Regions from separate parts of the Mus musculus genome. Here all the other regions are linked to region 2. A link is a loop called in an ENCODE intact Hi-C map of the cell type or tissue named here. Cell type or tissue: heart. All regions are shown on one strand. Links, peaks and the distances in the headings refer to the core of each region. The heading gives the core; the rest is flanking DNA.

What was found. A loop is a pair of places that touch in the nucleus more often than their neighbours do. Peaks named below come from ENCODE experiments on the same cell type or tissue, not always from the same donor. Only the 100,000 strongest peaks of a DNase experiment are listed, where the experiment ranks them.
Region 1: a loop joins it to region 2, with 7 times the contacts of the local background. A loop is called at or near these places in 35 of 42 quality-filtered maps.
Region 3: a loop joins it to region 2, with 5 times the contacts of the local background. A loop is called at or near these places in 2 of 42 quality-filtered maps.
Region 4: a loop joins it to region 2, with 6 times the contacts of the local background. A loop is called at or near these places in 18 of 42 quality-filtered maps.
Region 5: it touches region 2 in a loop (3-fold over the local background); 17 of 42 quality-filtered maps call a loop at or near these places.
Region 6: a loop joins it to region 2, with 2.6 times the contacts of the local background. A loop is called at or near these places in 14 of 42 quality-filtered maps.

Annotation. Positions count from the first base shown.
Region 1 is chr17:5,794,276-5,798,275 of GRCm38, reverse strand. No RefSeq gene overlaps it. Among named protein-coding and RNA genes, the nearest start is that of 3300005D01Rik, 2.4 kb to the left of the region's middle. In heart, for the core only: no CTCF peak of the experiment used is centred there; DNase peaks (open chromatin) are centred at 2,225 and 3,715; H3K27ac peaks cover 565 bases.
Region 2 is chr17:5,888,307-5,893,454 of GRCm38, reverse strand. It overlaps Snx9 (sorting nexin 9), which reads right to left. Exons shown (of 18, transcript NM_025664.6): 3 at 3,306-3,380; 4 at 1,556-1,681. Among named protein-coding and RNA genes, the nearest start is that of Gm46599, 37 kb to the left of the region's middle. In heart, for the core only: a CTCF peak has its summit at 2,861 (motif pointing right); a DNase peak (open chromatin) is centred at 2,884; H3K4me3 peaks cover 260 bases; H3K27ac peaks cover 1,292 bases.
Region 3 is chr17:5,751,323-5,756,470 of GRCm38, reverse strand. It overlaps Zdhhc14 (zinc finger, DHHC domain containing 14), which reads right to left. Exons shown (of 9, transcript NM_146073.3): 9 at 2,580-3,779. The coding sequence ends at 3,378. Among named protein-coding and RNA genes, the nearest start is that of Gm41519, 17 kb to the left of the region's middle. In heart, for the core only: a CTCF peak has its summit at 3,208 (motif pointing right); a DNase peak (open chromatin) is centred at 3,350; H3K4me3 peaks cover 805 bases; H3K27ac peaks cover 587 bases; H3K27me3 peaks cover 327 bases.
Region 4 is chr17:5,438,391-5,443,538 of GRCm38, reverse strand. Tmem242 (transmembrane protein 242) reads left to right here and starts at 3,279. Exons shown (of 4, transcript NM_027457.4): 1 at 3,279-3,406; 2 at 3,907-4,007. The coding sequence starts at 3,322. In heart, for the core only: CTCF peaks have their summits at 2,767 and 2,967; DNase peaks (open chromatin) are centred at 2,668 and 3,238; H3K4me3 peaks cover 1,864 bases; H3K27ac peaks cover 1,485 bases.
Region 5 is chr17:5,427,193-5,432,340 of GRCm38, reverse strand. The region is part of intron 3 of Tmem242 (transmembrane protein 242); the gene reads left to right. Among named protein-coding and RNA genes, the nearest start is that of Tmem242, 10 kb to the left of the region's middle. In heart, for the core only: no CTCF peak of the experiment used is centred there; a DNase peak (open chromatin) is centred at 2,730.
Region 6 is chr17:5,838,604-5,843,751 of GRCm38, reverse strand. It overlaps Snx9 (sorting nexin 9), which reads right to left and starts at 2,428. Exons shown (of 18, transcript NM_025664.6): 1 at 2,206-2,428. The coding sequence starts at 2,217. In heart, for the core only: no CTCF peak of the experiment used is centred there; DNase peaks (open chromatin) are centred at 1,991 and 2,471; H3K4me3 peaks cover 2,644 bases; H3K27ac peaks cover 2,628 bases.

The sequences.
Region 1 (4,000 bases), core at 1-4,000, 95 kb after region 2:
CTTCCTCTTAGCTTTCCAAATGACATCTGTGCTTCTCAGCAGGTAACCTAGCACCTGTCCGTTTCTTAAAGGCATTCTTGTCACCAGCGTCCTCAGACCTGAGCTTTTGCCACAGGGACCTGTCAGTTTCAGAACTCCAATGCTAGTGCTGTTCTGTGGACTTGGAATCCTTTCACGCCATGCAGCCAAGACCATTCACTCCTTCACTGATTTGGATGTTTTGTTTGTTTGTTGTTTGTTTGTTTGAGACAGGGTTTCTCTGTATCCCTGGCTGTCCTAGAACTCACTTTGTAGATCAGGCTGGCCTCAAACTCATAAAAATAAGCCTACCTCTGCCTCCTGAATGCTGGGATTAAAGGCATACATCACCATGCCTGGCCTAAATTGGCCTTTATAAAACTTAGTTCAGAGGCTACTTTACCAGGATAGCTGTGTAGGTAGGAACCAAGACAGCATAGAGGTTAAGTGTGTGTGTGTGTGTGTGTGTGTGTGTTTGTGTGTGTGTGTGTGTGTGTGTGTGTGTGTAAATGCCTCATTTGATTGTCCTGTAGGCATGTCTGTGGGACATTTTCTTGATTAATGGTCAATGGTGGGTTTGGGGAAGGGCTGCCCATTGTGGGTTGTGGACGCTGCCACCCTGCACTGGTGGTCCTGGCTGTATAGGAAAGCAAGCTATGTAAGCAAGCCATGGTCTTTCTGTTTCAGTTCCTGCCTCCAGCTTCCTGCCCTGAGCGCCTGCTGTGACTTCCTTCACGCTGAACTCTAACCTGTAAGACAGACTACAGTTGACCTTTTCCCCCCTCCAGAGTGGTTTTTGGCCATGGTCTTCATCAGAACAATACAAGCAAACTAGAGCTGGCCCCTGTCTCCACTTGTACTCTGTGTGGACTATGACATTTTGGAAACACATGATAGGAAAAGAAATGGGGCCATGAAAGCCTTTGACGGCTACTCTGGCAGCCTGCCACTCAAGTGCTTGTTGGCTTTCTGCCATGCCCTGGATCTGGAGCACTACCCAAGGGCTCATGTCATTTAGTCTTGTTCTCCATCCTGAGAGTTGACGGACTCTAAGGAAAGAGACTGAGCCATTGTGTATGTGTCCTTGAAGGTGATATTGGAAACCCAGCCTCCTTTACTCTCTCTCTCTCTCTCTCTCTCTCTCTCTCTCTCTCTCTCTCTCTCCTTCCTGGCTGCTGTGAAGGAAACGACAGACTTCTACCATGCACTGTGCCACTGTAAAGCCCAGAGCAGCAGGACTAGCTAATCAGTTTCAGAGATCTCTGGAATTATAAGACAAAGCAAACCTTCCTAATGATGCTGGGGGTGGGTCTATGTCAGCGGTAGAGCACCTCCTTAGCATGAACACCTCCGTGTATTCTCCAGCACTGCAAAACAACAGCATCAAAACCCAAGTTCTCTCCTTTAGGCTGTTGAGCCAGGTTTTGTGTCCCAGCAATGGGAAGTTAACACACCTGGGGAAGCTAACGCATTCCTCCCTGGGTGACTCTTCTCTGACTTGGCCACGCTAAACCAGAACACAACCATCTCTCTATTAGTCTCTGTGCTTCTTTGGAAAATGAGCTCTTCAATGAGAAGCCTGTGTCTTTTGTCGACTTGTCTCTCTGGCAGCAAGGACTGGGTGGAGTCTTTAGGGAGTAGCTAATTAAGTGTGATGGTGACTGAAGGCAGTAGCTGAGGGAGGGGATCCTGAAGCTGAATCAGAAGAGTGTCACCTCTCTCATGCAGTGTGACTTGGGCCCATTATTCTGCCAGGTTGCTGCTTCTTGGGTGAGTGGGAGGCTGGGGTGAGAGTCGAGGCTGAGACTGCAGAGCATAGGACGATGAGTAACAATACTTTTAAGGCATTTAAGCTACTTCGTTTTTCTGGAATATTTCTGCAGCAGTGTTCATTATTATAATTGTTATTTTGACTGTCTTGATTTTTATGAGAGAAACAGTAAGTTGTAAATAATACGTTGCAAGTGTTTTTAGTGTGTGTTTGTGTTTTTGTAAATTAGTTTCTGATCTAAAAGTTAATGTGGCCACATATGAGACAATGTAACAAACATACGTTATGCTGAGTCCCAAGGGAATGACCACCAAATTTAGCTGGATTATCATTCAGGGTTTACAGCCTTGTCACTGTGGGCTTATTACCACAACTTCCTATAGTGCAGAAGAAATACTCTGTCTGCGTGACTTTCGCCCTCTACTGGCCAGAAGTAGATCCTTCCGATGTACTTGACTATGTTGCCCCCTAGGGATTCAACTCAGTCTGCGGCTCAATTTCAGAAGAAGAATGTTGGCTTGCTAGCTAGAGAATCTAGTACCTTGCATGCATTTTCAGGAGGTATCAAGGCATGGATGTGACACCAATCCTCAAGGTCTTCTTTCAAGGACCAAGATATCTTGAGAACCTTGGAAAAGTATACTCAGCACTGAAAATGGGAAGAATTGGATGCACACAAATGATACAGTTGTTGTCTTGATGTGACAGCGCAGAGGCAGTGGGTGAGGTGACCGTGCTTCTCTGGAGCTCTGTGATTTATGGAGGACAGAGGTACACGGTTTCTAAGGTGACTCTTTCAATCATACCAGCAAGGATTATAAAATACAACATAACTTGTCTTAGCAGCCAGGCATTCACCGCTATCGTTTGTGACTGTCGAGGACAGTCTTCTCAGTCAGCTGATGGTATGTCTCATCTCAAAGGTCACACTTGAAACAAAGTCTAGTTTCACAGGAAAAAAATCTGGTGGGTGTGACCCAGAGACTGAGCTTGTTTTTTTTTTTTTTTTTCTTGTTCTCCTTCTTTCAATATAGGCTCTCTCTGTTTAGCTCTGGTTGTCCTGGAACACACTTGGTAGACCAGAGTGGCCTCATATTCATAGATCTACCTGCCTCTGCCTCCCAAGTCCTGGTATTAAAGGTTTCTCACCCCGTTCCTTTCTAGGAGCCCTCAGTAGGCTTTATCCACATCTTGGGGATCAAGGCTAGGGTTCATGTCAACTTCATATCTATATTATATCACTGGCCAGGAGAGATGGCTTATGTTGAATGTTTTGGAGGATTCTCTCAGGGTAGCAAGAATCCTGGGACGGATACAGGTGCCGTTTTGAATATAACAACTAGAGCTGAGCTGGGTAAATTGAGGCTGAGGCAGTGGCGCCTGGCTTTTAGGCAGATTGAAGCCCTCTGCTTCTCATGAAAGCAAGACAGAGCAGCAGTTACACCTGTATTCTAAATTTGAAGAACTGTCATACTTGCTACTTAAAGTCAGGCAGTTGATGGATGTGTGGGCAAGCCCTGGATTCCAGGAGCCTTCCCATCATTAAGCAGTGAGAAGAAACTCACTGGGTCACTTCCTGTGGCATGACTCCCTTCTGACTGACCCTTCTGAGCAGTGGGCAGACCCTCTCAGGGGCCTCAGGGAAGCCCCAGGGATAACAATTGCACTGCTCAGACATCTTCCTTTCAAACAGTTAGTTTAGCCAAATTTAAAGTCTTCTAATTTGGATTCTGCAGTTCACAATTAGGTAAGGTGACTCTTTTGACCTTTATTTCTGAGCAGCAGCCACAGAGTTCGAGACAGTTAGCAGCTAGCTTCCTTCGGGATGCTGGGGTCATCTGTTCTGGAGAACTGCTTCCCTGACAGAACTTCCTGTGCAGGGCAGCACTTCTGTTCCCTGAGGTGTTGCTTTCCGGAAATGCTTTCACTTCCTGGAATAATTTCCTGGAAGTTGTAACTGGAGAGCGGCGGTTGGGCCACTGTGTGTGTGTGTGTGTGTGTGTGTGTGTGTGTGTGTGCCCCCATGTGTTTCCTGTTAGATATGGGAAGGGGAGTGTTGGGAGCTTGCTTGAGAGGTTGGCAGGGGTCACCTTAGTCATGGGCTTGGCCTTTCTGTTTCAGATGATATCTCCAGTGGTGTGCCTGTCTGCTTAGATGGCTCTCCCGCCTTCTTTCTTCTTCTACCCATGTTCTGAGTACCCATTTGTTGCC
Region 2 (5,148 bases), core at 502-4,501:
CAGCCCCATTAATACAGATTACTAGTTTGGTAAGTCCACCAGGAAACCTCCCTAGCCACAGGCTAGCCACAGCTTTATTACTATCTAGGAGAACAGGCTTGCTGTGCGTACAAGGCTCCACCTCTGTACGCAGCACGTGGAGCCGCTCCCCAGTCCCCACTGCTCCTGTTGCCCTTTGGCCTCTCCTGGGACTGAGCAGACAGCTGCAACCTGACAGACAGGTTCCTGCTGGGAAGGAAAGAGGCCATGAGGGCAGAGTGCAGGACTAGATAACTGCAAGACTCCAAAACGAGTGGAAAGTTAGCGTTTCCTGCTCACAACAGGAAGGCTGTTTAGAAGGTAGAATATTTCTTCTCTTCAACTCATCCACATGAATAAGAAAGTATCAGGCATTGGGTAAACATTTAGTAGCTGGACTAGAAAGTGATCGAGAACCAAGCAATATGTTGTCACTGTCCCCCTGGGAGGGGCACTGTGACCAGAATAATTGATGGAGATTTAACTGTTTCTCTCAAAAGGGCCAGAGGACACAAGGCCCTCTCATGTGAAAACCTAACCATTTCAACTCAAAACATGACAGAGCCTGTACATTTTCCTATTCTCTTATTTACAGAGCTTAATCTCAAGTCTACAGAAGGGTCTCTGGTAGAAATATAAAATACACAATGTGGACATTCTCTCTCTTATTTGGTTTCATTTTTTGAAACAGAGTCTAACTATGTAGTCCAGGCTGGCCTGGACTCACAGAGAGCCTGGGATTAAGGCGTGTGCTACCAAGCCATGTTTAAAATCTGTACATTCTCTAAAACAGGGGCTCACGCTAGGCCTACTTAGAGCCAACATCACTGACAAAGAGTTTAAGTGCCTGGCTGTGCTACTTCTATCTGACTGTTTCTATGGGCGATGGGCGGGGGTTGGGGGGTGGTGACACTTGCTGTAACAGGAGGACCCATGACAAAGTCTAGCCAAGCAGAAACTGGCCACCTCAGTGTCTGCTTCCTTCCTTCTCCGCAGGCCCTCATTCTGGAGAATATTTAACCTTTTAGGGAGGGGTCCATACCCATATCCTGATATTCTCAAAAGCAAATCTCAACACACCATCTTTCATTGTATTATTGGTTTTGCAAACAGTCTTTAGTGGATGTTTCAGGTGAGGTCTGTTAATACCCAGCAGGAGCGCCACACCCCCTCATGCCACACCCCCTCATGCCACACTCCTAGCCCCCAACCACTATACACACCCTCACAATGCATAGCCCCATGCCACACCCCAATCCCCCAACCACTGTACACACCCACACCACACCCTTAACCCCTCAACCACTGTACACACCCTCACACTGCACACACCCCCACGCCACACCCCATCCCCCCAACCACTGTACACACCCTCACACTGCACACACCCCCACACAACACCCCTAACCCCCCAGCCACCGCACACGCCCCTCACAGCTACTTTCAGGCAGCACCCACAGCGATGCTGTACCACCTGGCTCCCCTCAAGCCTAGCTCTCAGGAAAGCCAGCCAGCCCCGGCAGGAGGTGAGGCCTACCTGGTTATTGCTGTTGGCAGAAGATGAGTTGGTTTGAGCTGTGCTAGCTGTCAGGGAATCGAGGAAAGCTTGGTCGGCTACTGAATTCCCACAAGAAAACGGATCTTTTCCATCGTTTGGTAAAATCTGAGGATTGGAAAGAGCTGTTATTCCCTCACAATTCCATCTCAGTGAGAGCTTGAGTAGGTGACACACAATCTACCCTGGGGAGGGGCCGAAGCTTCAGGGCTGCAGGTCTCCCTCTCAAGGCTGTTTTTGCTGCACTCTACAATTTCAATAGTTTTCATTTATATTTATGTTAAACACTCTCAATTTTTTTCTTGATATTTTTTTCTTTGACTTATATGTAATTTAGATTGCTTAATTTCCAAGTATTTTGGTATTTTCCAGCAATCCTTCTCTTACTTATTTGGAGTTAAATTTCAGTATACTCTGAGAAGCACTCTGTGACTGGTTAATCTACCTACCTACAGACACACATGGACGCGAGCACACACCCCTGACTGATCAACCTACCTTCACACATTCTCCCTGTCTCTCCCCCTCCCCTCTCTGTTGGGTAGTTGTGCTGGGAATTAAACCCAGGGCAAACAGTGTGGCACTGAGCTACATGCCTGGCCCTCTTCTTTTAAACACATTGTGTGTTTTATAGTTCAGAACATGGCTTATCTTAGTTCACGGACGTCCATCATATCCTGTTGGTGAATGGTTCTGATGGTTCAACCATATTCTAACGTTAGCCTGCTGGGTCTGTCCATTTCTAGTAAAGTGAACTCAGTCTTGAAAGATTAAACAAATCTAAGAAGCTGAAACGATACCTCTTTAGAAACAAATGCTTGTATAAATAGAAAGACTACCAGGGTCAACCTAAATCCTTAAGATTTCTCTTGGCTGTGGCCATTTTAGGATCTCAGATATGCAGTGCACAGAACCAGCACAGGATCTGAACCTCAGACTTTCAAACTGTGCTCAGGGGTCTATGGACTCTTGGCACTGTGCAGACACAGCTATGTGTATGTAGACGTGTATGGGTGTGTGTGTGTGTGTGTGTGTGTGTGTGTGTGTGTGTGTGTGTGTGTGTGGACACACACTTCTGGAAGAGGAAAAAGCTCTACTGACTTCCCAGGATGTTTAAGACTCCTCACGGCTCGATTTTAACGGAGGACCAGAGAACACAGACAGACTCCTCCTGCTTTGCTGATAAGGCCCAGGGAAGCTTCCCGCCAGAGGCCTTCCAGAGGTAACTCAGTGTCTGTCACCCAAGAGAGGCAAATGCTCAGGCTTGAGACCTACAGGCAACCAGCAGGGGGCGCCAGGCAGCAGGCTCTGAAGGGAGTTTTGCTGCTGAGTGGCTGTGTATCAGGCAAGGTCACCCGCAGGACTTTGGGGTGTCCCATTGAAGACATCCTCCTGTCTACGAAAGCAGCAGAAGGAAGCGTGAAGCCTGGCCTTTTAAAGAATCCACTGAAAGTCTGCACATCAATCCACCTCCAAGCCGGAGGCGGGCGGGCGGCAGCTGCCCCTGGAAGGAAGCGAATCTAAACCCTCTGTAGCTTAGGCTCATAGGTAAGCTCTTTCCTTATTTCTACTTCAATGTATTTCCCGCACTTTATTTAATTAGCACCAACTACTTTCCCATTGAAGTTCTTCTTTTAAGACAGTTGCTGTCTTCCCAGCAACCTTTTAACGCAACAACTGATAGAGAGATGTGCAGCGAAGATGAGCGTAGCTGGTCGTGGGTAGTGCTTACTTCCACGTAGTCAGTAGGAACAAGCCCCTGCTCTCCTTTGTTGTTCTTTCCTTCCAGCCATCCTCCACCAACATTCTAACAGAAAAGATGAAGATAAGTGCTATGTTAGGACTTGCTTAGAAATTCTGTATTGAGAACTGTTACAAATTTCTAATTTTTACATGAAAAACATGAAGCTTTTTATACATAGAGCTAATACTGTTCAAAATTTTACATTTTAAAATCTTGTTTAGAAGAGAAAATAATCTATTCTAACAAGACACACTGAGCTCCAAGAAGTGATTAATGTTTATTTCCTTTGTGCAGGCATGTGCATCTACACAGGTGGAGACCTGAGGGCAACATCGGGTGCTCTTCCTTGGGCGCTGTGCACCTTTTAAAAAATGTATGTACTCCTTTATTGTGTGCATGTGCATGTGTGTGCACATGAGTGCCATGGCCTGTGTGGAGGCCAGAGGACAACTCAGGAGGTAGGTTCTCTCCTTCTCCACATGTATGCTGCGGTCATCAGCCAAGGCCACTGGCTTGGTGGCATTGGTGCCTGTACCTTTATCCACTGAGTCATCTCATGGGCCCCACTTTCTGTTTGGAAACTCTCTCTGGCTGGAGCTCACCAAATGGGGCAGGCTGGCTAGTCAGAGAGGCCTGGGAACCTACCCGGCTCCACCCATGCCCGTGACAGCCACCAAGAGGCTTTGTCCTATGTTTCCGGGATTGAACCTAGGTTCCTATTCTTATAAAACAAGTGCTTTCCCAAAGGACCTGTCTTCCCATTGTTGAGTGTATTTTCTATAACAAGTTATCCCAGAGAATCAAACTAGGAAATATGAAATAATTCCAGAGAAAAATACTAGGAAATATAATTAATAAAAAGGGTGTCCATGGGAACTGTGGTCATGTGTGATAATTTGTTACAAGGTTGAGTGTAGTCAATACTGTGTCAGGACAATATTCTAGGGGGTTTTCAAATTAAAAACATGTGAGTCAGCAACTAAGACAGGACATTTGATAATATTAGGAAATTACTAATTTTACGAAATGGCTGGAATGTATTGTCATTCTGTCTAAAAACTAAACCTATTTCTACTTGTTAGAAATACAAAACTAAGGGCTGGAGAGCTGGCTCAGTGGTTAAAAGCACGCACTGCTCTTAGGGACCAAGCACATGGGCGGTTCTCAATCATCCAGGACATCTGACGTTCTCCATGACCTCCACTGGCACTGAGACACAGCCCAGGTAGCCCATGAGAGCTTGAGCAGCCTGGTCAGGCTGCAAATACTATAGGTTTAGCATATAGGGCCAAAAAGCAAAGCTATGAGAATAATCATTATCATAAACCAAAAGAGGGGCTCAAAGTAGCTGGAGAGAGGCAATCAGAGAAGCCCTGGTAACCAAGCACAGCTTCCTGCCTCAGATACAGCCACTGCACTGTGATGGGGTATTCAGGAAGAACACTGGGGAACAAACCTCAGACAAGGAGCCTTAGGGCAAGAGACACAGCTGCTGGTGTGGAGCCTAGGGGCTGTGGGGGGAACTAGGAGGACATAGCAGCTGGTGTGGAGCCTAGGGGCTGTGGGGGGAACTAGGAGGACATAGCAGCTGGTGTGGAGCCTAGGGGCTGTGGGGGGAACTAGGAGGACATAGCAGCTGGTGTGGAGCCTAGGGGCTGTGGGGGGAACTAGGAGGACATAGCAGCTGGTGTGGAGCCTAGGGGCTGTGGGGGGAACTAGGAGGACATAGCAGCTGGTGTGGAACCTAGGGGCTGTGGGGGGAACTAGGAGGACATAGCAGCTGGTGTGGAGCCTAGGGGCTGTGGGGAGAACTAGGAGGACATAGCAGCTG
Region 3 (5,148 bases), core at 715-4,714, 140 kb after region 2:
CTCTTCTTACTTGAAGAACTCAATGAGCTGAAGAGATCCTGGTGTGGACAAGAACAGAAACCCCTGGTGGGAAAGACCCTAATTCATATCCTGACACCTGCCAAATGAGCTCCAGCCCGAAGCCACGGCTGGGAGGCAGCTGGTTCAAGGCCCCAAGAGGATGCTGGGTAGGCTCGGCTCTGAATGGAACAGGTGCTAAGGCTGTATGGGCGAGTTCTTAGAAGCCCTTGAAAAGTTTCATTCTGACTTATTCCTGGAGATGCCACCAAGCCCTGTACCCCGGACACCCACTACAACCTGAATACATTCATTTCTTGCTTTTAGTCTAGAGAAGGTCCACCAGGCCTAGGGTGTGAAGCCTGCTAAGGTTTACCCACTCAGGGCTTGGCATCACATGGCTTGCACAATGGAGTTTGTAACTTGTTTTGCACTTTCATGCACACCTTATGTCAGTGTCCCTGGCTGACACAGGCAAGGACGTAACAGACTTGGTGGTATGGGTAGTTCTGAGAGGCACTCTGCTGCCTGGGGGTGGGTGGGATATAACATTGTTCTCCCAGGCTGAACAATCACATCCAGAGCTGGAATGAACATTTTTCAAGTGGGCACAGCGTGGTACTGTGCTGACTGCCCGTGGCACAGAGTGGCATGTCAGCCTGTCTGCTCAGAAGCAGGCATTCAGCCATCATCACCCTTCTCAGATCTGGACCAGGGTGCTCTGGCTAAATCCAATTTCCCAGTGCTCGGTAGGAGAATGGGAAGCAGATGGACTTTACCCCCTCTCGGCCCCTATGTGTGCTAATGGCCCAAACCTTAATAGCACGGTAAAATATTTATCTTATTTTTTTCTAGCTAGCAGCCAATCGATTGCTAACTCTCTCGAAGCATTTAGAATGCCAAGGTCCACTCAGCCACACTAGATGGACCCAGTTAATGGGAAATGCAAGCCACTTACCTCTCTGGATGGTGCCCCTCACCCTCACCGCTGAAGTAGGGCCCTAAGAGCCCAGTTGCTTATTCCCAAACAGGAAGAAAGGTCTGTGACATTCTGTGGGCTTTAAACTTTCAATTATTTTAGCCACTTGTCGTATTCAAGTTCCACACCACCTGTCCCTGAACCGTCTTGATTCATTTTTACCAAGGTCCCCAAACCCCTATTTGAAAAATGGCACCACATATGTATGGAGGATGGGTCTAGAACAGGGTGAGTGATAATAAGTATATTTGTCCCTCAGTGTCCTTAGGGGATTGGTTCCAGAGTCCCATGGAAGCTCCCATCTATGGAAGCTCAGGTCTATTAGTAAAACTGAACAATGTTTGCATATAGAACACACAAACCTCCTTCTGTGGGCATTGTCTCATCTCTAGGAGATTTATATCTAACACAATGCAGTGCAATTGAATAACATGGAAAGACAGACACACAACTCAGTGTAGATACCCTCCCCTCAAATATTTTCATGGTTGGTTGAATCCACAGTTGAAAGGGAAGATGGAGGGGCAACTGTATTCAGTGACTTATGGTTGCTTCTTGGAATTTTTTAAATGGGGCTGTTGGTATCAGGAAATTGGCAACTACTATATTAGGAGTATCGGGAATGAAAGGACTCTATAAAGACTAGCTCCCCCACCCTACCCCAAGGTATCTATAAAGACTAGCTCCCCCACCCTACCCCAAGGTATCTATAAAGACTAGCTCCCCTACCCCACCCCAAGGGTAGAAACTGGGAAAAGACCAGACCACCCTTGGGTCCAGGGTAAGGAGCAGGTGGGGGCCCGGATGTGGTTGACAAGGTGTAGGGGGAACTCTGTGGACATCTACTCATAGGTGGAGCATCTGACAGTGTGTGGTTGTGTAAGAACAGTTCTGTCTTAAATTACAAATAATTAGGTCTAGAAAACTTAAAAAAAATGGCTACATACAATTCACCTTCTCCAACTTCTACACTGCCACAGGGCATAACAGTGAAGGTGCCTCAGAGATGTCACAAGGAAGACATAAGCAGCCACTTTTCAGCATGACAATTGTCTGACTTGAATGGAATTGGTTTTAGCCCCAGTAACATTGTGTCTACTGTATTAATGAGACCTGCACCTGGTGCCGAGTCACAGAGTGCTCTGTGGATTTGCCATTGGATATGGGGCTGGGAATGAAGGCTGCAGAGCGCTGGTGAGTTTCCTGCAGCTCCTCCCGGATAGTCTGGCTCCCTAAAATGCCAGGTGACAGATGGAGTGAAGCCGCCATCTTGTTTTTGTCTCCAGTTGTGATCTATGTGACCTCAGCTCCAGGGTGGGGCTGCTGTTGCCTCATGAGGAGCATGAGGTATGCCTATGAGGTCTGTAGCGCCCCAACATCACATGGAACCGAGAAGACAGCCAGACAACATCCCGTCTCCTGGGTACCCCTCCCTCCACTTACTACACATAATTGCTGTGTGAGTGGCTCTTAGTTCATAGCAACCCCCCTTAAGCCTGTATTAAAAACAGATCAGGAAGGTGGGTGCTAAGGGCTGAGGACTGTTAGCAAGCTCAGCTCCCATCTAAGAAGCCGAACCATAACCCACAACATGAAGATTTCAACTTTGGCTGTTTTGAATTATTCCTTACCAGAGATAATGTGAACAAGTAAGTAACTACATGCAAGCTGTTGACAACTGTATACAGATCAAGAAAATAACAGAGGAGTCATTTTATTGGCTGTCCATAGGAAGGTCATTGTCACACAGGAGGCGAGGACTGCCCCATGGTGGCACAATATGACATCCATCTGAGCATTGACAGAGGGTTAAAATGTCTGTCCAGGGCAGGATAGACCCCAGGTGCCGTCTGCAACAGGGGATGCCCCCAGTAACCCTCTTCATCAGGAAACGCCCATCCTCATACAGCTAAGTCCAGTAAGTCGCGAAGGATGGCATTACCCACCGGGTTCGGTCTGTCACATTGGAAAGTATCACAAGATTAAAAAGAAGGAAAACAGAGAGACATCTTTTCTTCTGGAATACCACTGCTGTAACACAGACTATAGTGTGGCATGCAATCCCATGTCTGGCCGGCTTTTCCCTTTGGAACTTTTGTTTCGTTTTGTTTTAATGAACAAATGGAACGGCGGGTGGATTTCAATTAGTAGCTGTAACATTAGGTCCAATTTCAGTCTGGCCACCAGTGTCGAAAATTTTCCTCGTGTCTGTCCCAAAAGCAGCCGACAGAGGGCGCTGCACGCTGCATCCACGCTGCCTCTTTCAATTCCAGGCTCCTCCCATTGAGGGAGTCTCCTCTTCCCGGTCCACTCTGCAGATTCCAAACAAAACGTCCTCTTGGCTATGTCCAGTAATTTGTTTTTGTTTGTCACCTGTGGTCCCCAGGGCTGGCCATGCAGGTCACACGGAGCTGAGCTTTACCAAGCCCCTCACGGAGTCTTCGTGCAGGGAGTCCTGGCTGGCCAGACCCAACATGTGCATGGTACGGCTATGTGCTAGAGGGCTGCCTGCCCCCAGCATCCTTGGCGGTGAGGGTGCCTCATCTGGGGTCAGAAACTGATGGCCCCCATGCTCATCCTTCAGGGGCATAATGTCTGAGAGTGTGGCCTCCGTGGCAAGGTTGGGCATGGAGGAGGGTGGTGTGGGCTGGCCCAGCGTCAGGCTAGCACATGGGGTGCCCAGGCCGGGTTTCCCAGGCATATGCAGCTCTTCGCTGGTGAGGCTGGGCTCGCTCTGAAGCAGGGGCGTGGCTGCGGCCTGCAAAACGAATTTGGTGCTCTGAATGCACTGGTCTTGGTCGCACTGGAGAACAGCAGCAGGAGCCAGCAAAGAAAAGGTGGAAAGGAGATGAAAAAGGAGAGGGTGGGACGGGGGAGGGGGTAGGTGAGGGAGAAGAGAAACCATTAGTATCTTGTCAGTAAGGCAGAGGCAAGGAGCAGACATTAGGAGAGACCCTAGCACATGACACATACACACTTGTGTGGCAGAATAAAGTACTCTAGTGAGCAGGTACCTCTGTGGGCCTCCAGGGTGCAATATTAGCTACATTATAGCCTCTATGCCCTTGATTCCAAACTTAAAGGATGTCATTTATAGGCAATCCCAGAAAAGGGTCACAGGATTTCCCACCCACAGCAATAGAGACCACAGCTTCTTGTAGTTTGAGAACTTTAGTTTCTGTGTATGTGTTTGTTTGTGAAGTGCAAGCAAGTATGTATGCATGTGTACATGTAGTGTGTATGTGTGTGTCCACGTGCGCGCACGCACTTACATGTATGGAGGATCAAGTGCATGAAGCTGTTTGTTTGTTTGTTTAAGCAAACCAACCACTACCACACATGATGTGCAAATATTGGTAAATATTGGCTTTCCTTGGCTTAGTGGTCCCTGAGTTTTAAGTCACTACCAAACTACATACTAATAGCCCTGTTATTGCTAATAGGCACAACCAGAGGTGCCTCTCATCATTGGCGGCCCATGGGAACACATACAAGGCAGCCCTAGTGGGAGTAGAGAGCAACCGTCTGAGGTTGCAGATCTCTATTTCATGCCCCGTTGTGTGTGCACCCTTCCCAGAGCATGCCTTTTGTAAGTTCCCCGCCCTGTCCATGAGCCTAGAAGAGAAGGCTGAGGCCCCAAGGAGTTAGTAGTTTATTAGAAGTTTAAAGTCTTTGACTCCAGGCTGGAGCCAGACTTAAAGGGAAGCCCAGCAGAGGATGACAGCCTTGGGGATGGGGAATCGGGTCTCACCCAGCCAACGGAATGTCAAAGAAATGTGGAGATGGAGGGGAGGGCTGGGGGGAGCAAGGAGGAGGGGACTGAATGAGGAGATGCTATTCAAAGGGATGAGAAGACTGGGAAAAGCAGCTGGAACGGCTGTTGGTTAAACTCCATGAGCCACTAACGTATACATTGTCCAGTCTCCCCAATCATTCCTGCCCCACACCAGAGCTATCAGAGCATTAGAGAAGCACTCTAATCTTCCAGGGCAGCAGGCAGGGTTATGCCCAGGCACCACTGTCTGCTTTGCATAGCACATGAGCTTGGCCCTGATGGGGCAGCCTCATTGATTAAACATATGCTTCCAGGATATCAGGCTCAGAGAGATACGTTGTAAGACTGCTCTGTGACAATCACCATTTAAGATTCCTGCTGGCAGAGACATGCTGGC
Region 4 (5,148 bases), core at 587-4,586, 450 kb after region 2:
ATGTGGTCCCAGTTACAGAGCCAGGAATTCCCGTCCTTGATCTTTAAGGACTTCTGAGGCTCTGGAAAACAACCAAAGAGCCAGCCAAAGTGCCAGCACCTTTATAAAACCAGACAGGGCTCACACAGGTTGGAGGCACTCAGACAATGAGACAGGCCTTGGGGCACGGGACTCTGCAAGTTCCCTAGATTTAAACATAGTCTCCGTTCAAGCCCTTAGGGTAAACAATAACATAATCCTTGAAATAAAATGTGTCTGTGCTTTTGGTGGGATGCAGCAAAGAAAGAGATCATAAAAAGCTCTCCATTTGCAGACACGAAAGTTCTTAGACCTTTCTTGGCTCAGAAGCTCTGGCACGGGGCCAGCAGTCTGTGACCACCAAGCCCTTCTAGGTAACACCAGAAATTAAGCTCAGATGAAGAGTACCTGCCCATCAATTAAGGAAGAACCTGCTTTGAAAAGCCAGGACTGCCCCTCAACAGCTGTGTGCACTTGAATGTGTTATTCTTTCTGGGTTTATAGAGAGGATTAAATGAAATAAAACATTTGAAACATTAAGTGTGGTGCTGTACTTTGACAGCTTCCCATCAATCACTGTGACAAAGCACTGGAGATAATTAACATATAAAGGAAAGGAGTCTATCTTTGCTCACAGATTTGGAGACTCCAGTCACAATGTGTTGGTCCAGATTAGGTAGATTCTGTCCCATCCATGCAAATGAACAAACAAGAAAGTTGTAGGCAAGGGTCCTTTCGCATCGCCATCACGATGAGAAGAGGCAGTAAAAGATCCTGACAGAGAGTAAAAAATTATTTAAGCCCCTAGATCTGTGTCCAAAATAGCCCCATTGTTCCAGGATGCCAGGTGTTTGCAGTTTTTGCCTTTCTATAGCCCAATGCCAGGTGTTTGTGGTTTTTGCCTTTCTATAGACCAATGCCAGGTGTTTGTGGTTTTTGTGTCTTTATAAACCCCTTACCCCTTGAGCTCATTGTCAACTCTTCTATCCCTGGGAGGGATACCAGTTGTCCCCAGTGCACTGATCTTGTTTGTCTGTGTTTCCTCTTTTGTTTTCCTGACCCCTTGAGCTCGTGGTCAACTCCTCTACCCCTGCATGGGATACAAGTCGTCCCCAGTGCACTGGTCTTTCCCAAATAAACCTCTTGCAGTTTGCATCAAGACTGTTTCTCGTGAGTGATTTGGGGTGTGGCCTATCCTGAGTTAGAACGTGGGGGAGTCCTCACGTTGTGGGTCTTTCAGCAGCAGAGCAAAGTCGTCCTTTTCTTTTAATAGGGTCTTTCTATGTATCCCTGGCTGGTCTGGAACTTCTTATGTACACAAGGCTGCTCTGCAACACACCCACATGCACCACCACACCTGGCATCCATTCTGGCCTTGAACAGAGCAAGGACAGGAAGAGGAAGAGGCTGTGGTCTCACAGTCCCTCTTGAATTAGCCAAAGCTGGATTTATAGGCCACACCTCTCAGTGACTTTGAACCACTAGGCCTCATGGTTCAAAAATTCTGCCAGCTCTGAACAGTATCACCTGATGGGCTCTCAGTGACCCAAAAAGATATAGCAAGGGCATATAGGAAGCATCCAATATGTTAGCAGCTATAGTCACTATTATTATATGTGACAGGAAAGGAGAAGTATAAGTCCTTCTTGTAAGTGCCTACAAGTGGGCACAGTATTTGCCCACTTGTAAGGGGCCTTCCCAGACTCTGAAACTAGGCTTCTAAGGAACTGGACAGAAACAGAGCAGTTGTCCTCAACCAAGCCTAGCATCAGATCTCATGCTGCCCCAGACTTTCAGAGATAAAGTCTCTAATGGGAGAGACTGGGCAGCTTTAACCGTTCGTATGTAATGCTTTAAAAACTACTAGAATCAATGATAACAGCAATTAAAACGCATATTATGTGTGCCAGACACTATGCTAACTCCATCACACTCATAACTTTTAAAAGATTGAAACTGGGTCTTGTTACCTAGGTTAGATTTGAATTTATCCTCTTGTATCAGCTTTTCAAGTGGTCAAGAGGGATGTACAACACACACACACACACACACACACACACACACACACACGCACCTCTTCATTCAAAAATCCTGTGAGGTACTGTTTCCATAGTTAATAATTGAGGGGAACGAGGTAACGAGAGGCTATATGGCAAACACCAAGTTCACACAAATAAGAAGTGCTTTACGACCTGAACGCAGGTCTGAGCTAATAAATGCATTTAACTGCTGCAAAAACTAATGCTTTCATTTACCCGTCCCTCGGACAGGCATTTATTATACATGACCAGGTAATACACTGAGAGCTGGGGAATATCAAATGAGTATAGATAACAATCTCCACCCTCAAGATGCCCATGCCCTTAAAGTGCTCAGAAAAAGGCTAGAGGCTAAAGAACTGGCTTCATTTTAAAAGATGATGCCATATGTCTTAGGTCTCCCTTTGAGAGGCTGAAAACGTTGGCTACTTCCCACTACTCTTCCCTCAATAGCCATTTACTCTGTCCGTAGACCCTGGCACATCGTCCTCCCAGGCCTGCTTGCAGGCTGCTAAGGATCCCAGCAAGTCCGGGGCAGCCTTGGAGCCCGTGTTAATAAGCTTTGAGAGAGGGCCTCTGTACTCTGCTCTCTAGATTGGCTCAGTTCATTCAATCATTTAGCCAGCCCAGCGCGTCCACTGGGGGCGGGCAAATCAGATCTTGGGAAGGGCGTGTGCTTCGAAGCTGGTGAGATGTTTCTCTTCCAGAATTGGGCATGTCACTTAACCCTGAAATAACTATTTCGAAATTTCTCAGAAAGAAGCGGGGAAAATATTGAGGCTTGCTTTTTAGAATCGTGGTCTGTTAGTGCGGACCAAATCCTTAGAAGCAGTGCAAGTGTATCTGGAGTGGTAAACAGCTCCAGGATCCAAGCCAGGCAGATGGGCTCCCGGCTCCATTTGCGACCTCTCACTGCCTCCTAGAGTCGGAACTGAGTATTCTTCCAAGTAGGGAAAACAAAACAAAACCAAAAAAAAAAAAACCCAAAACCTTACTAAAGTCCAACAGATCATCACCTTGCAAGAAGGCGAGTGATCCTCCCAGGAGGGCCGTCTTGTGGGGCGCCGCCCTCGGCTCTGGGCTGGGACAGAGAGCAGCCTTTCTGTCTTCTCTCACTGCAAGAGTGTTAAGCGGGGAAAGTGGGAAACCCGGACCTTTCTTCAGGTTGCACAGGGAAGGCAGCCGCGGAACCTTTCTTCTCTCTCCCTTGAGCTTCCACTCGGGCCTCTTTGGTAACGGAAACAGTAGAGTAGGAGACTTTAAAATGGAGACCTCGGGTCCTGGGCCCGGGGAGTCCTCTGAATTAGAAGCTCCAGGGTCTCCGGACGATCGGTTGTTTCTGGTTAAAGGTATGCTTGCTCTGAGCTGGGATGTGATGTTCCGGAACACATTCTTTTCTGAGAGCCCTTATTCTGAACTCAGCCAGTGGGGCCCATATGTCACTCACCAGGTGAAGTCTCCTTGGGCAGGGGCGGGTAAATCCTGCCATCTACTCTCCAGTCCATACTGTATTTACCCATCCTTATCTATAGTTTTTCTTGTGCCCTGCCCTTTTCTGATTGCCACGATCTCTTCTTCCCGTGGAAAAACTTCGCGCTGCTGTCCTTGAGGACAGAGAGAAGGGAAAAAAACCCATTCTCAGCCCTGAAGAACTGAGCTTCAGAGCGTACCCTTGAACCAGAAACCCGAGGTCGTGAGATCACGCAGGTTTCTCAGACCCACTTCACAAGAGCCGCCTAGCCATGATGTTTCGAGTTTTGAATGTAATCCTGAAAGTTTCTGATACTTCGTTGTGCAATTCTCTTTAATTTAAGTTTTATTTTTAATCCCTTCTCTCAATTCTTGGCAGGTGGAATTTTCCTTGGTTCTGCAGCCGCAGCGGGAATGCTAGCTGGATTTGTTACAACATTATCATTAGCTAAAAAGAAAAGCCCTGAGTGGTTCAATAAGGTTTGTGACTCTGAAATCCATTCATAGCATTGCTATTGTTTTTAACAAAGGACAGCTTTTTGCATAGGAAAAAATAGTGACCTTCATTCACATGGTTTTGAAAATACACCCACAAACCCTCATGGGTTTAAGAAGTATACTAGTTGTCAGTCTTGATTTTTTTTTCCGTGTGCTTCCTTAAAAATTAACAGAATGAGGCTTTGAAGAATAACTGAGCAAAACTTTGGAAACATTGTTTTCCCTACAGCATGAATAAGTAATTTAGTATTGATAATAAGAGACCTTGCTTTGAAAGAAAAGCAATATCACTTAAACTATTGGTGCTGGTTGCAAGAAGTATATTTATTTCATAGATGTTAAAATTTTAACATTTTTTTAGAATGAGTGAAAACTTTGTTTTTGTGTTTTAATGCAAGGGCCGCAGTCGCTATAAAGTGCCTGGCACACAGTAGGTGCTCATAAAGTGTTGGGTGACTAACTATATCCACTAGAGACAGAAGATCATTATTCTGTTAGCAGGATTGTACATTTGCTGTTTGTCGTGTGCCTGCTTTCCCTGGTTGGTGGGGAATTTCTTGATGTGTATTGTAGTTGCTTATAATGTCTTGTCTTTTCCCCTCCCACCCATATTGCTGACTTACTGTTCGCCTCAGTAAGTGTTTACTTGGGATCCTTTATGTTTCAGGCACTCTATGATTAAGGTGGATAGGGTACAAAAATAAACATGTCTTTCCCTCGGGAATTTAAATGTCTGCTGTGAGAGACACAATTAGATATTCACACCAATAACTATGCAATTAGCTTGATGTGTGCTACAGACAAATGTTATGTGAAAAACCATAAACCAATTGAATTCCCTTCCACTTATCTGTAATAGTCATACTTAAGCTTTGAATACTATAATGACAGGAGACTAAAATGTATCTAAAATGCTTTCCAATTCCCTCTCAATACTCTAAAGGGTTATGGAGCTACTAAGATCACTTCTGTGGCTCCTCTGATGGGCCATTTTCTCCCTCTACCATGTAATACTTTTAGAGAAGAAATTACTTTGTGGCAGATGTCGTTAAGACCTAACCAGTGTTGGTGCTTTACAGCCAAGCTGTGTTTGGTTTCGAAACCACAGGTTTAATCTGTTTAA
Region 5 (5,148 bases), core at 494-4,493, 460 kb after region 2:
TTACCTTCCTTCACTAGCTAAAATGGGAAATAAAGTAGGGGCAAGGGGAAGGGAGTGTTGGATGTGATTGATCTGATCCATTTGGTTCTCGCTAGCTCACCAAGCTTTCCTAGATGGATGTCAGTGTCTTACAGTGCTGGCCTTTCTCTCCTCATAGAAGAGGAGACTTCTTAAGCCATCCCCTGAAGCAGAAAAGGCTTAGGACATAGGTACAAGTGAACAAACGATTTACAGCTGTGTAGAACAAGAGAGTGGCTGTCTGAGAAGCTGGGAGAGAGTGTTGACAGAAGTACGTGGGCAAATGATTTTCTTTCCTAGAAACATCACGATATGTCAATATTGCTTTTTAAAGACTGCACAGGATGCTTATGCTCATACCACCCAGACGTACCATCCATGTGTATGATGTCATTTTTATTCATTTGTACCCAAAATAAAGCACAGCTGCCTGGGAGCTCCGGAGACCACCCTGGCTGGCTGAGGTCTGTTTGGGGACACCTCTGCTCCTGTGGAAATGCTAGCCGATGGTGCTGGCTGACAGCCTGTTATCTTCCCAGTGCTTAGTGCTGTGAGTGGGTCGTCAGCAGGGTGAGCGTTGAGGTGGAGAGCGCAGGTACTCTGATGTGCAGAGTCATCACAGGCAAGGCCCCGTGGCTGAAGACACCACCTGCATAGCTCAGTGAACACGGAGAAGCCCATCTGACTCCTGCTTAGAGCCATCCCTAAGCTCCAGTATCTTTGGTACAGGAAAGTGCTCTGTACGCTACCAAAGGAGAAGCACAAACACCCAGGCAGCAGCCACACTTGGATCCTTAGTGCTGGTCTGCTATGACAGTGCAAGGATGACACGAAGCTTGAAGCTTGTGCGAGTCACAACCAATACCTGATGTGACCTAAGGCCCACTCCGTGAGATGGAACCCATGGCTATCACTGCTTGAGTACCAAGAGCCTCAGACTAGATAGCCCAGGGGCCTAGAGTAGAACCAAATACTGTTCTAAGATAAAACAGAGGTAGCAATAAAATGGCATTGAGCTACACTCGAAGCTTAGTGCCTTGGTCAGCCATCGCCGGAGAGGCTCAACCTGCATCAGATGGGACCAGATAAGGAGACCCACAGTTACTCTGCAGAGAGTGAGAGATTGCAGAACGCTTACGATAAATCGGACATCTCCATCAAATCCCCTCAGGGGGATGGCTCAAGGAACCAAGTGGATGAGGAGGCAGAAAGAGGGTAAGAGCCAGAGGGATGGAGGACACCAAGAGAACAATGCTCTCTAAGCCTAAGCCAACGCTATGGACACAGAGACTGAGGCAGCAAGCGAAGGGCCTGCACGGACCTGCACCGGATTGGGCCCTAGAACTGAAAGGAGACGTGAACACACCCCCATCCCTAGCCCGAAACTGTATCCAGTGTTTCCTCCAAGGGAGGCTCATGGGGAAACAAACTACTCTTAGGGGTAGGCCGTATGCCCAGCACTAGATGGCTAGCAGAAAATGATCTCCACAGCATCTTTGGAGGTCCCTTCTCTCACAGTGTCATGTCAGGACTGTTCCATGTTAGCATTTTATGGGTTTTTTTTTAATCTTTTTATCCTACCAGTACTGTGTGTGTGTGTGCGTGTGTGTGTGTGTGTTATGGCTTCCAGTTTAGTGTTTTTATGGGGTCCCTGAGTGTACAATTGAGTGGGTCTCTCTCCTTTTTTTAGGCTCTTTTCCTCCTGTTTGTTTTGCCCGATATTGATGTGATAGTTCTGTTTTATCTTATCATATTTTACTCCTATCCCTTAGAGTCCTGTTTGTGTTCCAGTGAGAGTCATGGGGGCTCCCAGATCTGCCTCTGCAGAGACGAGGCTCCCTTAGCAAAGGTCACGACCCTGCTCCAGGCTCCTAGACAGAAGGAGGTGGATCTGCATGAGTGGGGAAGTGGGAGGGAACCGCGTGTTCCCATGTGAGGGCAGGTCTATTTTCAATAAAAGGGAATAAAATCAATAAAATAAAAGAGTCATCATAAGAAATCAATCTAAATTTTCATAGACCAACAAAAGTAGGTTATCATACTCCCGAGGATTTGGCTTTATGGGCCAGACTGCTATTTTAGTTTCTAGAACATGAACGACTTTGTTTTATGACACCAATAAGGGGATTCTTACCTAGGTAAAATATTTGAGAGAGAAGAAAATGTTTTCTAGTTAGCGTTACTGACTCTGTGGACTCTGACACTGCACCTTAATGTCCTACTAGGAAGAGGACGTAGACAAACCCTGTCCCACTTCAGAGGCCGCTAGGCTCATCTGGTCCCTACGCTCTCCAGAGACACCCCTAGAAGGCCAAACCCTCCGACTAAACCCCGTGCCAGGGCATGTCTCTCAGGGTGGGAGTGTTCGAATTCATCAAGTGAGTACTCTAGAACCCCTTTGTGGGGCTACCCCGAGCTGGCTGTGTGCTGACACACCAGGAGAGGGCACAACCCTGCTCCTGGCTCCTAGAACAGTGTTCGGAGGCGTGAACTTGAATCTCTGTGTCTAGCCCAACTTGGGGAAATGTCACTTTTCTACAACTTAAGATGACAGTCTCAGGATGACCCACACCTCTGCAGCATGGAGGTGGATAAAAGCAGGCAGAGCAAAGCTAGCTCCATTGTCTGGTAATTGCTACTGCTACCTTTGAATTGTGCTCTCTGCTGTAAATCCAGTTCCTCTTGCTTGCCATCTAGTGGCTGATTGTGAGCAGCTCGCCTGAAGCGCTTAACATTTCCTGTTTTAATTCACAGCTCCCCCTGCTGGCCCGAGAGGCAACATGTTTAAACTGCTCACAGCAGACTCTCAGTGTCTTAAAGTGGCTTTGCTTTTTACTTTATTACCCACAGTTATTGTGAAATTCCATTGCACAGAGAACACATAGTATACATCCAGTGTAAAAATGCATTTGTATCTTATGTAGTAGTGTAGCATTTAAGCAGAGTTCACAAAAAGGACAGCTGCTAGAAGCTGTTGCATTTGTTGGCCAAAGGCACTGACCTTACCCAAGGTTAAAGGTGAGACCTTTAGAAACAGCTCGAAGTTCAGCACCTATCCACCCCAGTGCCTTGACCGGTACTGAGCCAGCATGGGCAGCTTGATGGGCCATATGACTTCGAGGTTCCTTCTGAATTATGGTTGAGTTGTGGTAGTTTATCGTTTGAATATGATCGAGGCAATATTTCACCGCAGTAGCTTTACTAGCAGGGACGGGGGGGGGGGGGGTAGTTGGGGAAGCCTTTCCTGTAGGTTCCTGGTTCCCTCTTTAAACCAGCTGTGCACGCGATTCCAGGAGACAGGGCATTCAGCCCTGGCAGGTACACACTGGGCCAGTGTGATTAGACTGTTACTAGGACAGGTGGCTTAGCGAATAGCTGAGCGAAATACTATCTTAAGTGGAAACCTCCTGTTTGTGCAGGAAAGCAAATTTCTGTTTAGTTATTGGCATGTTACTCATGTAGTGACATGTTAATTTTGTCACTAGTGCCCTTTATTACTTACTAGTTGGTATTAACTGGTGGTCCAAGGACTTCTGAAGAGGTTTCACTTATTTACAGCTAGACCACCCTATCTCTCTCTCTCTCAGAAGGTGAAACATTAGCTATCCCACTATTTCTTAGTTGCTGTAGTTATAACTAGAAGGGACTGTGGGTGTGCTCAACCAGTGGTGTGGCCCTGTGTTGTGTACTGTTACCTCAGAGGCCTGGAGTCACCACCAGTTAGCATTACTGAGTGAGAATGTTTGGGTGGAATGTTGCGCGCGCTCAACTGGCCAGGAAGAACGACGCTGCTACAGGATCCTTCTGCACACATTTATTCAGTCCTGTTTCTTCTTGTTTATATCTCCCCTGTTTATATCTCCCCCGAACCCTGGGCCTCTCACTCCTTTTATACTCTCTCTCATCCACGCACCGCAGGCCACGCCCCCTCACCAGGCACGCAGCTTCAGCTAATCAGGGCAGCAGGGGCATATCTCCATCAAAATGGATTCACCAGTATCCTGGTACACCTGCGCAGCTCTCAAGATGTTTGTGGTTTATATGAGGAAGTCAGGTGCAAGTCATACGACTTAGCTGCAGTCCCTGGCGCCTTTGGGACTGCCGCCACACCCGCTCCCCACAGTGGAATCTTCTATATTACATCACACGTCTACGGACAGGATTGTCCAGACTCTCCCTTCTAGTCCGGAGGTCGTAGGCTCACCTCACCACCATCGTCTCTGCTCTTGTAAGAGGCGAGGCTTCTCTCGTGCCGTGTATAGAATGTTCATGATGCCTGCTGGAGTGAGAACTCATAATTTACAGCTGTTGCCTTTGTAGGAGCTGGAATGTAATAAAATCCAGGGATGAATATTTCTCTGTGAGAGATTTAATTTTAAATTAGTGGGGAAACGGAGATCTAACGTTATTACGTTTTTTTAACTATTGAAAAAGGAGGGATTTGCCTTTGTATCACCAGTTGGTCAGCTACCTGTTACTGTAACAAAGTATCTCAGGTCATGAATGGCCTCAGGAAAGATTGTTCAGCCTCCAGTTTTGGAAGTCACAGTCTATGACTGAGCAACCCATTGTCTTCTGCTCCTGGGGCAGTGAACGCAAGCAGTGGCTGGCGTCAGGGTGGAGCAGACGGCTCACATCACTAGTTAAGGAACAGAGAGCAAGACTCGCACAGTCCATGTCCCAAAGGATCCTTCTCGGCATCCTCCTGCCCTCCCCACAAGGCCCTCTCCCCAAGTTTCCCACCATTGATTAGCACCACTCTGAGGCCACCTCTGGGGAGCCATCATAATCCAAATTTCAGATGAATGTGTGTGTGTGTTTAAACTAAAATGTGTAGAGCCTGTAATTTTTAAAAGATAATTTATAATTTTTTCTTTAGCTACTCATTATTAAAAAGATGCCTATGGAAAAGTACAGCAGAACTTGCCCTGAGTTCTGATCACTGGTCAGAGCAGGGGCTTTTCTTTCAGGCCTCTTCTCTCTATCTGAGAAGGACATATAGAAGTGCTCCAACTTGGGTGTACTACTCTGGGATGTTTTTTCACTGAACAGTCGTGGGGCCAACTTTCCACAGCAGAGTGCATAAATCTTCATCACTTTTAATGACTCCGTGGGACTCCATTACATATT
Region 6 (5,148 bases), core at 658-4,657, 50 kb after region 2:
CGGTCAGTTGACTCCAGTTCCAGGGAATCCAGATCCCTCTTCTTGGAACAAAACACCCATACACATAAAATAAATATTTTTCAAAATAATCATGTGACTTCAGAGATAAGTGTATATTCAAGAAAATATTGTAAGAACGACTTAGACTAAAACTGTGTATGGGAGAATTAAAGCCATTTTCCCATAAGCACTAAGGCAATCCCAACCCTACCAGCTGTCCACGTGATGCATTCATTTCCCAACACTTAGCTCTTATAGCAAAAGCCTGGGCACTACTTGGGCTTAAACGTCATTGAGTCCATCATCAGTCCTTGCTAAGTACACCTGACCACCTACAGGGTTCAAGGAAGGGAAGAACTCCAACTCTTCAGCTGTGGGGAAGGGAAGAGGTGTGTCTTTCAGGGACCAACTCAAAAATGAGCTTTGCTTTGACACACAAACGGAGAAAAGCGCAGAGGAGTTCCCTTTAACGAGGCTTTCCCAACCAGCCCCTTTCTTCAGAGGGCAGTGGTTTGTCCTCTGGTCCACCTGGGGATGCGGCCTCTTGGAACTGTGATTACAAACTAGGGAAGGGCACCAACAGGCAGCCAGGAGAGCTGGAATTTGCCTTCAGAAGCAGATAACAAGTAGGAAGTGCTTACACAGGTAGTGAGGCAGTGTGCAGAGGGGTCACAGGCACCTCAATTTCAGCCCAAGGACAGCCGTGCTTTTTCACTGGAAACATAAGGCTTCGCCACCATCAAATAAAACTTTTTCCTCTGCTTGGATATATGCATTACTTGCTAAGCTGAAGTAGGCATGCATGCCTCAGATCAGTACAAATATTACAGAATAGGGTCTATGTCACAAATCATTGTCAATGTTGCAAGATAACTCTGTAATTGAATTTTCAATTTCTGAAATGTCTAGGCAACAAACCTCAAAAATCCTCTGCTTAAATTAGGTTTCATCTCCAACAAAGTTTGTCACAATATAAGTATATTGAAAGGTAGGTAGTTGTCTTATATCTAGGAAAACCAAGCAACAACTGCTCAGATATACTACTAACAAGGCAATTATTTCAACAGTAGCAGTAGGTTTCTGAAGAAGCTTCATTTACATATAAACACTACACCTAGACAGAGTCAGGACAGAGAAAATGAATTTTTCTGGGCCCCAACTTCAACAGACTAAATGAAATCAGGCACTTCTGACCTTCCAAATTCCTTAACACTTTCCTATACCTTCTATAAACACCCATCTTTAAAAAAAAAAAAAAGTTTTCATCAAGCCAGAAGTAGCTTAGACGTGTCAAAAATAAATCTGGAAAAGGCACGCTGTTTGTAAAGGTGACATAATCAAAGCTCCGAGTACCAGTCTGTCTGCTACCCGCACATCGCAGGTCTATCAGAGGTTCACCTATGGTGCCTCCCACCCCAGGTCCTCACTTCCAAGGCTTAGGCTTTTCCCGGTGGCTATTTCATTCCCAAGTGACTACTGAAACCGCACAAGAAAAAGGAACAGGAGAAACTAATTTTTGTTGTTGTTGTTTTGTTTTTGCAGACTCAGATAGCAAAAACGGACTGCTAATTTCACAAACAATAACAAAAAAATAAGCAAACCAAGATTCCTGGCCATTTACCAAGCAGGAACCAAAGTTCCACTAAGCAGTTGGGGCCTGGGCCTTTTATGTTTTCTTTCTTTCTTTTTCTTTTTTTTCTGCCGGCAAACACGTAATCTAAAAGCACAGTCATTTCCCTCTTGATACTTTATTCGCTCCGAAAACGTCCCATTCAAACAGAAAAAGCCAGCCAAAACCAAAAGGAAAAAATGAGAGCCTGGAAGGCAGTGGACGCGGAGGGAGCGTGACTCCCGGAGGCTGCAGCGTCCTCCCCGCCCGGCTCGAGCGCCGGGCTGCCGTACGGAGGAAGGAGGCAGGCGCCAGGCTCAGTGCGGAGCGGCAGCGTCCGAGTGGCCCGCGCGCTGCTCCGGGGCTACGGGAACTCCGCGTGCCGGGGCGCCCGTCTCCGCTCAGGTGCAAACTTTGCGGAGCCGCCGCCGCCCAGGGGGAGCGGACCCCAGCGCTCGGCGTGACCCCGCTCTGGTGCCCGAGGTCGCGGGGTGAGGGGTGGGGGGAGCTCGCGAGCGACGCGTCGGGGCGCTTCGGCCTCGCCACGGCGCCGCGGAGCCGAACGGCCGGTCCGGCCTGCGCCGCGCGCCCCTCACCTTGGTGGCCATGGCGGGCGGTTCCCCGGCCCCGGCGGGCCGGCTGGTCTCCCGTGCTGCGGAGCTTCGGCCCTAAGCGGGCGGGGAGGTCGACTCCGTCTGCGGTTCGGTGGCTGCGGCCCGGCGCGGCGGCTCCGCCTCAGTCCTGCTCTCGGCGCTCCGGCCCCCGCGGCTCGGCGACTCCCGCCGCCGCCCGCGCCTGCAGTTCCTGAAAGTCCCGGCTGCGCGGCCCCCGCCCCCGCCGGCCAAGCCTCCCATGGACCGCGGCGTGCGCGGCGGAAGCGCGCCTGGGGCCTCGGCCGCAGCCCGGCCTCCTCGCCCGCCCCGGCCTCCGCCCCGACCCCGCCGCCCGCGGCTCCGAGCGCAGGGCCCTGGCTGGAGCGGCGGCTGCGGGGTCGGACGGGCGTCGGGGTCGCGGCCTGGTCGCCGCCGCCGCCGAGCCGTTCGCTGGGCGCGGCGCCGAGGGGGGCTGTGCCTCAGGCCCGGCTCTCTGCGAGCCGGAGAACGGTGATCCCCGGGAACTGACGGGAGCCACCCGCCTGGGATCCCGGGCCCACGGCGGGGCTTGCTGAGGGATCGGGGTGCTTGGGGGTGACTACTGCGAGCGCCACACGGACAAGCCAGCCCAGGGCGAGCAATGGCTTCCTGCATCTAGGCTGCATGGGATTTCTCGGAGGCTGTGATCTGGCCTGGGCTTCTGGGCCTGGACGCTTGGGGACTCCACCTGAGATGACCCAATTCTGCCCTTTGGATTGTTTAAAAATGCCTCAAGAAGTTTGAGGGCGCAACAGGTTTCCTTAAGTTAAAAGAGAAGCCCGAATTATAACATCTTTGATTGAGAGTAGTTTGTCTGCAGTTGGATCTGTATGGGTTTTATTAATAAACGAATGGTTTGAATTGATCGATGAGACTTTCACAAAAGATGAGACTGGAAGATTTACCTTAATCAGTGCAATAGTTTAATGCAGTTGTTTATAATAAGGATGCATCTTCTAGACAAATAAAATCGACTCTCTTATCCCAGGAAGTTGATATTTAATTTTACTGTCAAATTTGTAGCTTCTAGGACTGGGGGTGGTAGAAAGAATGACACATAGGTGTTTGCACCCCAGCACTGGGGAAAAAAAAATGTTTTTTTTTACTGACCAGAGAATTTGCAAGTTACAGCCAAAAATAGTGTTTAAGTGGTAATTCAGAGTTTTCTGTGGATGTTTGTGTGTATCAATGCTATAGTCAGGCATGGAAATATTCTTGTGTCTGTGTGTGTGTTACTGCTAGCTAGTGTCATGTCTACTTGACAAAGGCTAGAGTCATGTTAGAAGTAGGGGACCTCATCTAGGGGAAAACAAAAACAAAAAACACCAGATTGACTTTCAGTCATGCCTGTGGTGTATTTTCTTGATTATTAAAGGTGTGTGAAGGCCCAGCTATGTCGCCCAGCCCACATCTGTGCTGGTGGCCCTTGTTGCTGTAAGAAAGCAGGCTAATCAAGCCCTGGGGGACAAACCAGTAAGCAGCTGCCCTCCATGGCCTCTGCATCAGTTCCTGCCTTCAGGTTCCTGACCTGAGTTTCTGCCCTGATTTCTTTCCATGATGGAGTCTGACACAGGAGCGTAAGCAAAATAAACTCTTTCCTCACCAAGTTGCTTATCATAGGATTTATTTTATCACCACACTAGGAACCCTAACACACACATACAAGTTATGAGTGTGAACATGCATATAGCACGTGTGAAGTCAGAGGACAACTTATAGGAGTCTATTCTCTTCTTCCACCACGTAGGTCCTGGAGGTCAAACTGAGACAGTGGCTGCCGAGTCCTTATCAGCTGAGCCATCTGGGCAGTCCAGGCTGTTGTCCTTCTCCTGACAGGAACAGGGAAGTCATTGAGACCCTTCTTTCTGTATTCTAGACAGGAAGCCCATATCCTATTTAACCCTTTGAAAAAGTTATTATTTATTTACAATGATAAATCATGGCTCAAATAACTGACTTGGTAATATCAAAATTGAAAGTAACCCTAGCCTTAGGACCAACAGCTTCTAAGGACAAATTCTCCATTCAGACTGGGACACGTCAGCAAAGATATTTATCAAAGCATTTTAAGCCCCAAAAGAAAACATCCATGTACTTGTTAAGAGGATTGTCCCAGTAAGACATAATTATATGAATTTATGTTCTAGGAGGCTTATATAAGGCTAATACAATCAATCCTTTCTCTTCACACATTCCCATCCCCACATTCAGCCAGTTTCAGATTGAAAATATCTGAAAAGAAAAAAATGCCTCTGTACTGATTGTAAATTATTTTCTAAACAACAAAATAACAGCTATTTATCTACCTACAGTTTGTACTACAAATGGTTCAAAAGATGGGAGGCTGCATAAAAGTTCTATGGGCACGTTATGCCCATTTTTGTGAATGGAATTGAACATTTTCAGAGTTTATAGCTACAGAGAGTCTGGGACCCATCACCCATGGATATCAATGGCAAACAGTATTTTAAGAGTATTGCCAAACACGGAAGAAAATATTGAGTGTACAATCCACATGTGTGAAAAGTAAAGAAATGGTGTACAAGTGCAAAAAAGTCTAGAAAGTTTAACCAGATCATACTGGCCATGCTTAAAAAGAATTTTAAAGCATAAATTTATATTAAAATTTAATTTTATGTGTATGAATGCCAAAAGAGAGCATTGGATCTCCTGGCCCTGATGCTATAGATAGTTGTGAGCTATCATCTGTGCGCATCAAACCTGAATCCTCTGGCAGAGCAGCAAGTGTCCTTAGCCACCAACACTTCCCCAGCCCTGTTTAAAGTTCATGTTTTAATAAGCAAATAACTCACGTCTTAACTTGATAAACAAGTAAACACTTGTTTTAAAAATGTTTCCCTAATAAACAAGTAAAGCCACCCATGTTTTTACTAGGCAAAGTGTGAA